Regions from separate parts of the Mus musculus genome. Here region 2 is linked to region 1. Evidence: chromatin loops called from intact Hi-C (ENCODE). Cell type or tissue: left cerebral cortex. All regions are shown on one strand. Links, peaks and the distances in the headings refer to the core of each region. The heading gives the core; the rest is flanking DNA. Region 1 overlaps Gm3137 (predicted gene, 3137). Region 2 overlaps Pcbp3 (poly(rC) binding protein 3).

Region 1 (10,528 bases), core at 3,214-5,713:
CTCACTGCTGCTAAACAAGGGCATGAAAGTGCTTTGTGTGCTAGCGTGTAAAACAATCTCTAAGACATTGTTAAGCAGAAATGCACGGCAATGCTGGCTGGCTGGCTGACCATGATGTGTGAGGAGGAGGAGAATATTTACTGGCCAGACTGTGCCTGGTAGCCTCTACTTGGGCTCCTCTAGCTGGGGGCTCTGCCTAGAAGCTCTGCCTGGGAACCCCTCCCTCCACACAGACCTCGTGCTCCTTTGAATGGGAGCTACAGATGGGAAAGTGGCTCCAGACTAGGTACAGTGTATGAGCAGGAGAAGACTTCTTTTGAGTTATGCAAACAAACTATGCATTTAATAGAACAAAGACCTTAGAATTGACCTGGAAAAAAATCTAACCATGATGACTCACACCTATAATTCTGGCACTTAGAAGGGGGAGGCAGGAAGATGATCATGAGTTCATGGCCAGCCTGGGCTATATAATAAGATCACGTCCAAACAACATATCTTTTAAACTCTGGAAGCTACCCTTGTTTCCAGTGTATGTGTGTGTGTGTGTGTGTGTGTGCACATGCATGTATGAGTGCATGTATGTGTGTGTGCATACATATGTGCATGTGTGTGTACATGTGTGTACATGTGTGTGTATCTGTGTGCACATGCATGTGTGTGTCTGTGTGCACACACATGTGTGTGTATGTGTGTGCATGCATATGTGTTTCTGTGTCCCCTCTTATTATTCACTGACCTGAGGACACACGAACACACACACACAGCACACTCCCATTGCTAGTCGCCTACTCCTACTATTCACCTACTTCTAGAGGTGCACTGGAGGGTCGTTCTTTACTCTGACCAATTGGAAGTCTGCTCACCTCCTTCTGCAGCAGCCTTGTGGGCTGTCTCTACCCATCCTTGGGATATGAATATTGACTGCAGAGGGCGCTTCCGAGGCCTGCACGTATCCTCTGTTTATTTCAGCAGCTTCCTCATACCTGATCTGTTTCTATGTTTCATCTCTCAGTACTTTAACCTTTGCCTTTCTACGTGTGTGTTCTGGGCCTCTGCCAGCTGTTGCATTTACACGTGCTGTTCCATTAGTTCCCTCTCTCGTCCAGCAATGCTCTGCTTCACTCTGGGGGTACCACGATCTGCAGCCCTGCAGACATCCAGGCTAAGAAACCGGCCTCCACCCTCACCTCAAGTCCAGTGCGCCCCATCCCCACCCCAGTATGACACTCACCAGAGCATGGCTCCTCCACCTGGTAGCCTTTGCTGAATGAGTCCTAGTGGGCTTTCCTACCCATCTCTTCTGGAGATCCTTTCAACTCCCCAGGGATCTCAGGAGTCCCCAACACTGTGACAATGGAAGCAAGTACTTCCTTCTCCCCTGGGGAAAAATCAGAAGCACTCAGCAACTGGAGGTGACTAAGTCAAGATTCCAAACCCAGTCACAAAGCAAGCTCGAGGCTTGTATTCCCATCTGGGTGTGCCCATGTGGTATCAGGATTGGCAGATAGCCCAGCAAGGACAACCCACCCCCATAGCCACCCTCACCCAAGTCATCACCACTGTCCCTGAGGTCCCCACTGCTACATCCTCCAAACTCCTGTACTTCCAACAGCAGGAGGCTGGGCACTGCTTGGTTTAGTCTTAGTGCAGCATTTCGAGAATTCAATTAGTTTTAATTAGTACAAATTTAATCCATTTTAATTAGTTTTAACTAATTGTAAACTCTTAATTAGTAAAAACTCGGGCTTTACACCCAAGAATTTCAGACGGAAGACTCCCCTTTACCAGTTGGAAATAACACGGACATGGAAGATGCTGGGAGGTGGCAGTCAGGGCCTGATTCCTTCACAAGGCCTATGCCCCTTGCTGGCTGCCTGCAATATGGCTGTCAGCTTCCATTCCCACCTGAGGATGCTCGTGTGATGCTTTGATCACGTGGACTGGGTCCTAAAGGCTTCTGCCTATATGACATAATATGTCTATCACTCCCTACTCTTTCCACAGGATCCTTGGAGTCTGAAGGGCACTTCTCCTGGCTCCCCAAGTCCCTGGTCCTTCTTCCCAGCTCTGTAAAACTCCTCCCACCTTTATGCTTTGGGGCTTTTACCATGACCTTTGAAAGGTTGATCCTGGATGCCTGCCCACCGAAGAGATGAAATTCAGAGAGATTCCCCAATACCTTTGTCACTCCCTCATCTCCTCTACTCTCCCCCCCCCCAAAATATTGGGGAGCCAGGATGCTGAGGCAAAGTGCAAGGACTGGCCCTGCCCTGCCTCCTCATTACCATCCCCTCCTGTTCCCCGCCCTTCCCCAGATGTCTTAGACCTGGGGGCTCAGAGGACAAAGAATGGTGAGAAAAACCTCTAGGTCTGGAGTCAGTGCCCTGGACTGATGTCACTTCACTTCTGTGACAATAGATTTCCAGCTCTGTCTACTAGAGATGTGACCCTGCCAGCTGGGGGTGTGCCTCAAGCTGGCATTGCGGGACCGCCAAAAGCAGGGACACCTAGAGACACTTATTATACATGGGCAAAGCAGAAAGGAGAGCCTACCCCATCCACCAGGAGGGGGTATTCTTGGTCATACATCCTCCACCTCAGATCTCAGTCCAGCCAAAACAGGAAGCAGGGGACCAGGTATCTCAGGGAAGTGTGGTTTCTGCAGCTGTTCTGCCTTTTGTAGCCTTGGAGCCCGTCTAACCCCAGCTCCTCTGCCCCATAGAAAGAGGCTGAGCCCGGGACACAGCACCAGACTTTGACAGGGCTCTATATCGACCTTGAATTTCAGGAAAAACAACTAGAGAAAACTCAAGTTCCCGAGGTGCAGCGTGAGGAAGCGTTGCTTAGAAATACTAGCAAAATAAAAGGAGACAGTATTTTGGAAATAGGAAACTGGATCTGTAAACATTGTCAGCTAACAGGTAACCCCCAGGGAGAGGAGGAGGCAGAGGAATTGTTGCCGATTCTCAGTTTTCACTAGGAAAAAAAAGAATAGGATCAACATACAGTGTTAGAGTTGGCCAAATTGAGACAGAACTCAGAAAGCAAACTCACGCTAGGGCAATTCTTATCAATTCATCAAAGGCAATAGGAGAAAAATCATACTTAGTGCTATTAGCAATAGCCAGAAGCAGGTGGCACTCAAGCATCCATCATGGGTGATAGGCAAAGGGAAAGAGACCCATGCACACAATGGAGTCTTACTCATCCTTTCAAAGGAAAAGCATTCTGGTGTATGCTATACAGCATGCCAGGATCTTGAAGGCATTGTGCTAAGTGAAACAAGCCAGTCGCAGGAAAGGCACCATCGATTTTGTTCGTCAGGTTCCTGCTGTCATCAAACCACTGACACAGAAAGCAGAGAGGTGTCTGTAGGGGCTGGAAAGTGGAGAGATTGTCAGTGTTTTAATAGGGGCAGAGCTTCAGTGCAAGGTGATGGGGGTAGTCTAGAAATGGCGGCTATGACTGTATAGCCATGTGAAGGACTCTGCTGTTTGTCCGGTTACCTGAAAATGATTCAAATGGCAAATTTCATGTTATATATGTTTTACCATTCATTAAGAATAAATGTAACAACAGACTGGCCTGGGTTAGGGTGGGATGGGGGCCAGCTGTGAGGCCAAGGACCACCCTGCTCTTAGTCCACTGGGACTTGACACCTGGGAATTCTCTCAGGTTGGCCAAGGATGCAGCCTTAAATGTATTCACTGTGCACTCTTGATGCCTGGAGATGTGTACCAACTGGTCTCCTTAGAACAGCGATCCTCAACCTTCTTAATGCTGTGACCCTTTAATACAGCTCCTCCCATTGTGAAGACACCCCCTCCCATAACCATAAAGTTACTTTTGTTGCTGCTTCATAACTGTAATTTTGCTACTGTTATGAATCGTAATGTAAATATTTTTGGAGACAGAGGTTGGCCAGAGGGGTCGTGACCCACAGATTGAGAACCACTGTCTTAGCCCTCACCCCTGAGCAGCCACATCAGGAAGGACCTGATAGAGCTCATTGTGTAGGACACACTAGCTTCCCAGGCCCTTCTGGGGAAGAGACACCCTCTAGGGAAGGCCTCCACAGCCTGCTAGCCACCAGATCCAGCAGGGCCATGTTAAGGGACAGAAGCTGCACTGATCTCAAGCTAAGGGCCAACCAAGGCTTCCTCTCACCCTCAGATCCATCTTTGGATAGGGCAAGGCAGGTTTAGGAGGTTGGTGGTGGGGGGCTATGTTAGAGTGTTCTGCACACACACATTTTGAATTTGAGGAATCTATACCTTGGGTTTGCTGGGAGGTAAGGAGCTGTATGTATCCCAGGCCAATGTAAAAGAGACTCAACGCCCTTTGTCTCCTGAAATGTCTTCCTGCTAGCAACAACAAGGATGAACCGCTGGTTCCTTCTGTCTAAGGGCCCCATGGACCATTCCGAGTGAAGGACAGTCTCAGGCCAAGACCTTGGTTCTACCTCTTAATTTTGAGCCAAGTACTTCCTGTATGCCACTGTGGATGGTAGTGATGATGTCCCTCCTCCCAGGAGTCTCAGGACAGCGGCATCCTGGGATTGGAAGCCAGAGGTAGGTCTCTTGGGACTATCCTCACCTGAACTGGGGGAGGTGTTATCTCTCTGCTCCATTGTGCCTAATCTGACCCAGTAAGACCGACCCCTCTTGTGCCCTGAAGTCACTGTGTGACTACACTGCCCCCTAGTGGCAGAATGGTACACCTCCCTGCACCGGCAGCCATCCAGTTCCATTGGGTTTTATTATCTCAACAATACATGCAGCCTATCAGTGAACGGTGTGCTTCCTGCCATCCTGGAGAGACATAAAAACTGAGATCAGAGAGTTCTTTGTACAGCGATGCCCAGTACGCGACCCCTCTCTGCCTTCCAAAGACTGCATGCATTCCGGGAATCCAGAGAGCTGTGAAACAGACCCTCGGGTTCCAGGAACGAAATACTCGTGGCACTGGAACTCAACGGGAGGGGAAGGAAGAGTGTGCAGGACCCAGTACAGCCCCGAGCAGCAGACAAGCTCCCTCATCCTATCCTCGGCTCCATGGGGCTCAGGAAGAGCTCACTTGGTCGGTTGTCAGCCTCTGAGCTGGGCCATGCACAGCAGCAACGATGGCTGCTATGAAGTGGGTCAAGATGTCTGGCACTCAACTGGACACCGGTGGCATGAGAGACTAGAGGATGTCACCAACCCCTGCCTGATCGCAACATTCCCCCCAACCACAGCCATATGTAACAGGTTTGGGACATTGTAGACTTCTACTTTTCTCTTTGAGTATCTGGTTCTTTCTAGGTAAACTGGCCCATATTCTGACTATTTTAACTGATCTTGTCCTGCAGACTCTGCCTCTGTGATTTTTTTTTTAAGGTGGAGAGAGGTATAGAAAAATAACCAGTGTCAACATCTGGAACACCTGCACATACATTTGTCCAGGCATGTGCACTCGGGGAGAGAGAGAGAAAAAAAAAATCACAGCCCTGAAAATATTCTAATCAGTCTTCTGATTGAGTCATGGAAATGAACCCAAAACAGCAACCTATCCATAGACCAATGAATGGGTGCGAGTTCATAACACACGCACCGACGCATCTCACCCAAGAACACGCCGAGGAAAGTTAATCATTAATCATTCTTGAGCTGTATTATTTATAGAGGAATAAGTGTGATTGAAACATGCTACACGTGAACACTACCTCTTAGCTCTAGGACATTGCGTACCGCCTGTATCCAAAGGCCAATGTCCTACTACCCAGCTGGCCATGTTTCCTCCCACCCGGGCCTCCTGGGGCCCAGCTTCCCGCTGCTGTCTCCCTCCTAGCTGCATTGGCCTGACTCCCAGTAGGGCAGTTAGGAGCTTGCAATCTCTCCCACCCCAGGCCTCTCACCCATGCATGGCAGAACAGAAAAACCATCTTTATTGAGGTGCAATTCACAAGTAAGAAACACTCAGTCATGTGATTAAGGTGGCTGTACCTAATGACCACATTCTGCCTGTCAAGAGAGTTCACACGTAACCCAAGAGCCCAGCCCTACCCAGTATCCTCTGCTAGCCACAGGCTTCCTGGCAGAAGAGAGCCTTGCCATTGGACAGGGCACACAGCAGGGACTCTTGCCCTGGGCAACACTATATCAACAACACTATAATTTTGAAGAGTCACCCAAAGCCTGTGTCACCACAGAGGCCATGGGATTGTCCCTTAGGTCCTGCTGCATGTCTGGGTTGCTGTTAGTTGTGAGCAGTTTTGAATAAAAGTGCATGAGCCTTGTAGGAACATGCTTTGCTCCTCCTGAGAAGGGGGACAGAGAGTTGGACACACTTGACTTTTCCAGAACAGACGTGCCCCTTGCCACCCGTGATTGCTGCGTGTTGTCGCCAGCACTTAGCACTGTCTGGTTTTAAGTATTCTTGAGGGCACATGTTGATTGGTGAGGAACAATATTAGACACACTTTCACACGCTTAGGACTCAACTGTTCAGACCTTACATATTTTACTTTTATTACATTTGTCTAGTGTGTGTGCATGCTTGCAATCACACACACACACACACACAAGTCAGCAGACAATTTGCAGGAGTCAGCACCTCTGTGTGGGTCCCAGGAATCTGGCTCAATTTGCCAAGCGAGGTAACAAGTGTCTTTAACCCCTTTGATGGCCCAGTTGTTTCGTATTTTAAAAATTGAGCATCCAGCCAGGCGTGGTGGTGCACGCCTTTAATCCCAGCACTTGGGAGGCAGAGGCAGGTGGATTTCTGAGTTCGAGGCAAGCCTGGTCTACAAAGTGAGTTCCAGGACAACCAGGGCTACACAGAGAAACCCTGTCTTGAAAAACCAAAAATAAAAAAATTAAAAATTGGGCATCCCATTTTCTTAGTCTTAAGCTATGACGGTTGTTTAGGTATTCTGAATACATGCCCATGCCCTGGATGAATATTTTCCACCAGGCATGGCTTGCTTTGCGGTTCATTTAATGGTACATTTTGGTGCCCAGACTGATAATTCTCTCTTTTGGAGACTTTGCTTCCTGGATCCTTAATGCCTGCCTAAAGGAAGGACTCTTGCCTTTGGCATCCTATTTGGGAAGATGAGGACTCTTTTTAAAATCCCAGAACTTAGTACAAAAGTTTGGATGTTGAATGTCCCCTGAAGGCCCATGTTCTGAAGGCTTTGTTCCCAGTGTGGTATTACAAAGAGTGGTGGCACTTTTTTTTCCCTTGAGACAGGGTTTTTCTGTGTAGCCCTGGCTGTCCTGGAACTCACTTTGTAGACCAGGATGGCCTCAAACTCACAGACATCCAACTGCCTTTGCCTCCCAAGTGCTGGTGTGTACCACTATTCATAGCTGTTGATGGTATTTATAAAGGGTGGGACCTAGTGGGAAATCTTTAGGTTACCAAGTGCACACCTTGACCTTGAAGGGAGCTGTTCTATCCAGCATTTTCCTGGTTCCTTTTGCTTCCTGACTGTAGCCTGAGCAGCTGTGTTGTTCTACCAGCTCCTGCCGTGGCCCTCTGCCTCACTACAGACCCAAAGCAATAAGGCCAAGTCACTATCGCCCAAGATAAACCTCTCCTTTTGATCAGCTAATTGTCGCAGGACTTCTGTTCAGCGATAAGGAGGCATGTGGACTGCCATAGGACTCCTGAAGATGATGGAAATGGGCCACACCCAAGTTTTCCAGTCCACAGCCAAGAGCTTTGGGCAGCAGGCAAGCAGGAGATGTTCACTAGGCAACTGGAGTTTACCGAAGCAAATGTAAATGGTGTTATCTTCTAATTTAGGTACGTGACCCATTTGAAGTTGTATTCATGAGTACAGATAGATTGGTTTTGTCCACCGCCCCCCCACACACACACACGGAGCTGGGAATGGCATCCTGGGTCTTATGCAAGTTGGGCAAGCTCCTGTCCCAGAGCTCCCTCATTCCTGGTGTCTGCTCCAGTCCCATGGAGACCTTGAACTCCTTCAGTTCTCAAGACTGTCTTTCCTCAGTGAGACACTTTTTCAGAGAAATTTTTGGTTGAGACAGGGTCTCTTTACTCATTCCTGGCTGTCCTGGAACTCATTACATAGACCAGAGTGGTCTCTGACTCACAGAAAACTGCCTGCCTCTGCCTCCTGACTACTGGGATTAAAGGTATGAACTACCATGCACAGCATTTAGCCTCCCCCCCCCCCCATGAGCTTTTGGTCCTCTTGCCTCTACTTCTTGTGTAGAGTCCTGGGATTTCCAATAGATTTATTAGGATTTTTTTTCCTGAGAACTGAAGTTTTCAGCAAAGCAAACAAACCACACATGCTGGTGTCGAAGATTTCACAAGAGCGATCCACTGGTTATAACCTTAACGTTGTGACATGCTGGAATGTTGCAGATCCACAGCTGATTTCTCTTGGGGTAGGTTTAGTTCCCTGAATAGCAGTCATTGCCCACTGCTGTGTCTGACCCAACACCCTTTGGATTAAATAAAACCTTTAGAATGTATTAACGGCTTCTGCCAACCCTGAAGCTAAGAATATCCTCAGATAGCATCCAAAGCCCATAGCAGAGGCTCCCTTGCTGGTCTGTAACCTGCCTACCTAGTGTTTCCACCAATGGACTTGGGAAATACCTTGGTATCCTTTTGTTCTGTGGGCATAAAAGTGTGTGCAACTGCTTCTATGTCAGAACATGTTATCCCGAGCAACCAGAATCTGCATTCCTTGGCTTGGAATAAACCATCCCATTCTCAAAGGGGATGATGGGAGGGATGGGGGCTCCTTCATAGTCTGTATTATGAAGACATGCTTGAACTCCACGTTGTAAAAAGGAGTTGGGGATCCATGTTATGAACTGCCCAGCATAGACATGCTGCTAATGACTTGTTTGTTCTGAATTAACCCTTCCCGGCCCAGGTGGCTCTGAGGTGTACAAGGCTGGCACCAGGAGAAACCAACTTGACTCAGCATTTTAAGAAGTGCCTGAGCCCACCCATCCACAGAAGGAGGGAAGAGAGAGAGCAAGGCATGGTTAACAGGAGAAACATAAACATTACAAGTTCAAATGTGTGCCTGACCACCAGACCAGAGGGACAGGACTGAGCTCTGAGAAGACCTGAATCTCTAGTTCCCTCTCACATTCTCCCTGTGTAGCTGCCGGCCAGAAATGAGATGCAAGATTGATGTCTAGGAAAAGAATGGAGGAGGAAGAAAGTAATGTCTAGGCCAGCCAGGCTGCTGAAATCTGAAGGGCCACCAACGACCCTGACTGAAGGTTCAGGGGCAAGAAGGGCCCCACTCATCATCTTTTAGGACCTCAGGGGTGTGTGTGTGTGTGTGTGTGTGTGTGTGTGTGTGTGTGTGTCTGTGTGTGTGAGTGTTTATCTGTGTGTATCTGTGAGTATCTCTGTGTGTGTCTGTATGTGTCAGTGAGTGTATGTGTGTATGTTTGTGTGTGTGTGTTTGTGTCTGTGTGTGTCAGTGTGTGTCTATCTCTATATGTGTCTGTATCTGTGTGTGTGTGTGTCTGAGTGTCTGGATGTGCATGTGTGTATCTGTCTGTCTCTGTGTGTGTATGTGACGGCAGGCCCCTCACTAGGCCGCCTGTTATACCTTATTTCCTTGCTGACAGGGTATAGCAGACATTTTTCCCTCTCACTGATAGCATCCAGACCTGTGCTAGAGCAGAGGCTAAGGGGACCTGTGGATTGGGAGGGGGCAGCAGATCTCCTGAGGTGCCCACTCAGAACCATCCAGAATCCTGGGCAGAAGAGACACCATCTACCATGACAGATTTGAGGTGCCCTGCCCAAGATAGCCTCCTAAGCTGAGCTTGAGAGCCTCTGTTCCACCATGGCCTCCCAAATGCTGGTCCTGAGGCTCTCAAGACCCAGAAGTGACAGTAGGGCTCCCAAGCAGAGGAAACCAGCTGCCTAGTCTCCTGTCCCCACCGATGCTGATGTCAGAGCTGATAAAAGAACCACACTAGGCCTACTGATTTGTCCAAGTAGCTGTCTCAGTCTTGCTTCAGCAGCCACATGTCACTGATGCAGGGGCTATAGAAAAGGGATAGTTGCTGCCTTTAAGACATCCAGGATTCACCTTGGCCACTGGGATGGTATGGTGTGTTCCTCTAGCACATAGCACCAGGCCCCTATGCTATGGATGCCTTCCAGAGCCCTCCCTCCTCTGTTCTTTCTCTCCCCTTTCCATACTCCCTCCCTGGACTTCCCACCTTAGGCCCAGAGTTCACTCTGCCAAGGCTGAATGGTCACCTTGGCTCCTCCCCCTTCGCTGGATATGTTGCAAACTGACCATTGCCCCTCATAATGCCTAGCAGCAGGACTCAACTCTTAATATTCCTTTTCTCCACCGGCTGAAGGCCATCTGGCTGCCCTTTGATACTAAGTCCTCCTGTCCTGGGAACCCCGCTCTTGAGGGGAACAGATGGTCCTCCCTGCTTCAAAGTGTGTCCTTCTGAACCTGAGGGGTCTGGCCAGGAGCTAGACGGGGCCACTCCTAATGTCATGGAACCTATAG
Region 2 (2,500 bases), core at 1-2,500, 230 kb before region 1:
CCAGACACTTCATCTGTGCACCAGGTAAAGTGGCTACTGCCTTGCCCCATCCAGACCCGCACACTCTGCTTTCAGATGCTTCGACTCCATTCAGGCAGCTTGCTTATGGCTCTCCGTTTCCCCTTGCCCTGGACCCTATCTAGGCAGAGGACACAGAGGCCTCTGTGCTCACTCTGCATCTGGACACACCCTCTCGGTCCTGAGCTCTCCTTCTGGCCATCCCCAGCCTGCTTGCCATTTCTGATGGACTTGGGGCAAGACCTTTCACCCGCTATGGTGGCTTTCATGTGGCTGTCATATGCTATCTTGCCATTGACTGGAAAGGACTAGCTAGTATTTTGAAAACATTGAAGAGAGACAGACAGGACATTTTCAGGCCACTTGACACCTTTTTAAGCAAACAAGGTGGTAGAAGGGAGGAGGTAAGCTTGGCTCAGGCCCTGAAACCACTCCCTATGGGTTTTTATTATGGTTTCCTGTCTCCTTGATGAAGGGTGTTTTAGGGACTATATGTGTGTTTTAGGAGGTAACAAAGCATCTCTTCACAGAGAGCTATATTCCTTAAAGCTGCTAAAAATAGCTTGGTTTTATTTCATTTGGGGGCACCTCAACTTTTATACCAAATGTCGGGACACATGCTTTACAGGAGCCTGTACCCATTACTAACACGGCTTAACACACCACAGTGTTCTGGGAAGCAGGAAGGATTGGTAATAATTAAAATTACTAACACTTTCAGGACTTGGGGTTTAGTTCAGCAACAGCACGTACTTAGACTGTCTGAGGCTCTCAGTCTAATCCTTAGCATAAAACATAAAGTTCCCAGGATACCTTGAGATCCTTAGGCTAAAGTAAACCATAGCCATACTACCCACAACCTGCAGATACTTTTTTCTGCAATGGTCTGTCTGATGCTATGCTCTGTCCTGCTATTGGCAAAGATAGATGTTAAATACCTATCTAGGGGACTCAGGCTGCCCTATTTACCACCACAGGCTGAGGCTGTTTCCCAGGCACTGAGCCATAACCTTCCACTAGGAGGCACTGTTTTCTTAAGAAAAGCAGCTCTGGAGATTCAAGGACAGGACACCAACAGCATTAACACAAAATGCAGTTGTGAAACTCTGGGGAGCTGATGCTTAAATCTTGGTTTCAAGTTTCACAGAGCAAATCACAATCTAGTATTCCACATAGCAGATAAGTCATTCCAGTAATCTCAGAGATCCCGCAGAATCAGCAGCAGAGAGCTCATTTCAGACAATCACAGGAAACTACTGTGAAGGATGGACTGTCTCTTCCTGAGATATCATTTCAACATCCTCATCCAATTCACTGTGATAGTTTCCACCTGGAATGTCCTCCAAGGGTGCGTGTGTTAAAGGCTTGGCTTCTAGCCTGTGTTGCTTTGAGGAGATGGGATATTTAATTTTGTCTGTCAACTTGACAGGATCTAGAATCACCTAGGAGACCAATCTTTGGGTGTGTCTGTGAGGAGGTGTCTAGATGGCTCAACTGAGGTGAGAAGACATACTCTTATAAGAACACTCACCACACCATTGCCTTAAGATGAGCATCACCATAGCACAGCCTAGGGTCTCAGACTGAATAAAAAAGAGAACGTGAATACAATAGCAGCACTCATCTCTTCTTGACTACAGATGGAACGCAAGCAGGTGCCTCGTGCTCCTGCTGCCATGCCTCCCCCGCCGTGATGGATGGTACTCGTGACCTGTAATCCAAAATAAGCCCCCCTCCCTTTAGTTGCTCTTCGTCGGGTATTTTACCACAGCAGCAAGAAAAGTAACTCTAATATAGGAGGTGATGGGAGTTTTAAGAGGTGGGGCTTAGAGGGAGGCCTTGATATCACTGGGGCGTGTCCTTGAAGGGGAGTGTCGGAGTTCAGTCTCATCCTTCTTCCTTTTATTTGCTTCTTGGTTATGGGGTAAATGGTTTGGCTATATCACACATTTCTGCCACCATATGACAAAAACCTGAGTCCTAAGAACAAAGAAGCTGCAGCTACAGTTAACTGTGATGCTAACTCTGGAGAACTATGTGATGCTAACTCTGGAGAACTCTGGGCCAAAATAAGCCTTTCCTTTAGAAGCCCATGCGTCTTAGGTCACTGTTAATGGGAAACTCACCAGAGACCATGGTTCTGAGGAGTGGGGACATTGCTAGATATTACCGTCAAGAGTGCTATGAGGCTTTAGAACGGCTTAAGAGAGCAGTTTGGAGAGCCAATCTAGAAATGGCATGGACTATTCAGGTGGAGCTTGGACATGATTCTTATGAAGCAGCAGTGTGGACGAGGGTGGGGAGGGTGAGGGGCACTGATGAGGTTGCAGTGGAAATGAGGACTCCACTGGGAGGAATAGAGAGCATGAGATTTAAAGACAACACAGCACACACACATGCACATGCACATGCAGAAAGGGAGAGGGGGAGGGAGAGAGAAAGACATGGGTAGCATTGGTTGCTCTTAGCCAAATTTCCCATG

The links. Peaks named below come from ENCODE experiments on the same cell type or tissue, not always from the same donor. Only the 100,000 strongest peaks of a DNase experiment are listed, where the experiment ranks them.
Region 2: it touches region 1 in a loop (5-fold over the local background); 8 of 42 quality-filtered maps call a loop at or near these places.

Annotation. Positions count from the first base shown.
Region 1 is chr10:77,016,864-77,027,391 of GRCm38, forward strand. It overlaps Gm3137 (predicted gene, 3137), which reads right to left. Exons shown (of 4, transcript NR_152191.1): 2 at 1,235-1,381. It overlaps Gm10787 (predicted gene 10787), which reads left to right. Exons shown (of 3, transcript NR_045882.1): 3 at 4,372-5,351. Among named protein-coding and RNA genes, the nearest start is that of Gm3137, 7.4 kb to the right of the region's middle. In left cerebral cortex, for the core only: a CTCF peak has its summit at 4,707 (motif pointing left); a DNase peak (open chromatin) is centred at 4,758; H3K4me3 peaks cover 500 bases; H3K27ac peaks cover 404 bases.
Region 2 is chr10:76,790,640-76,793,139 of GRCm38, forward strand. All of the region lies in intron 7 of Pcbp3 (poly(rC) binding protein 3), which reads right to left. Among named protein-coding and RNA genes, the nearest start is that of Col6a1, 66 kb to the left of the region's middle. In left cerebral cortex, for the core only: a CTCF peak has its summit at 1,044 (motif pointing right); a DNase peak (open chromatin) is centred at 1,041.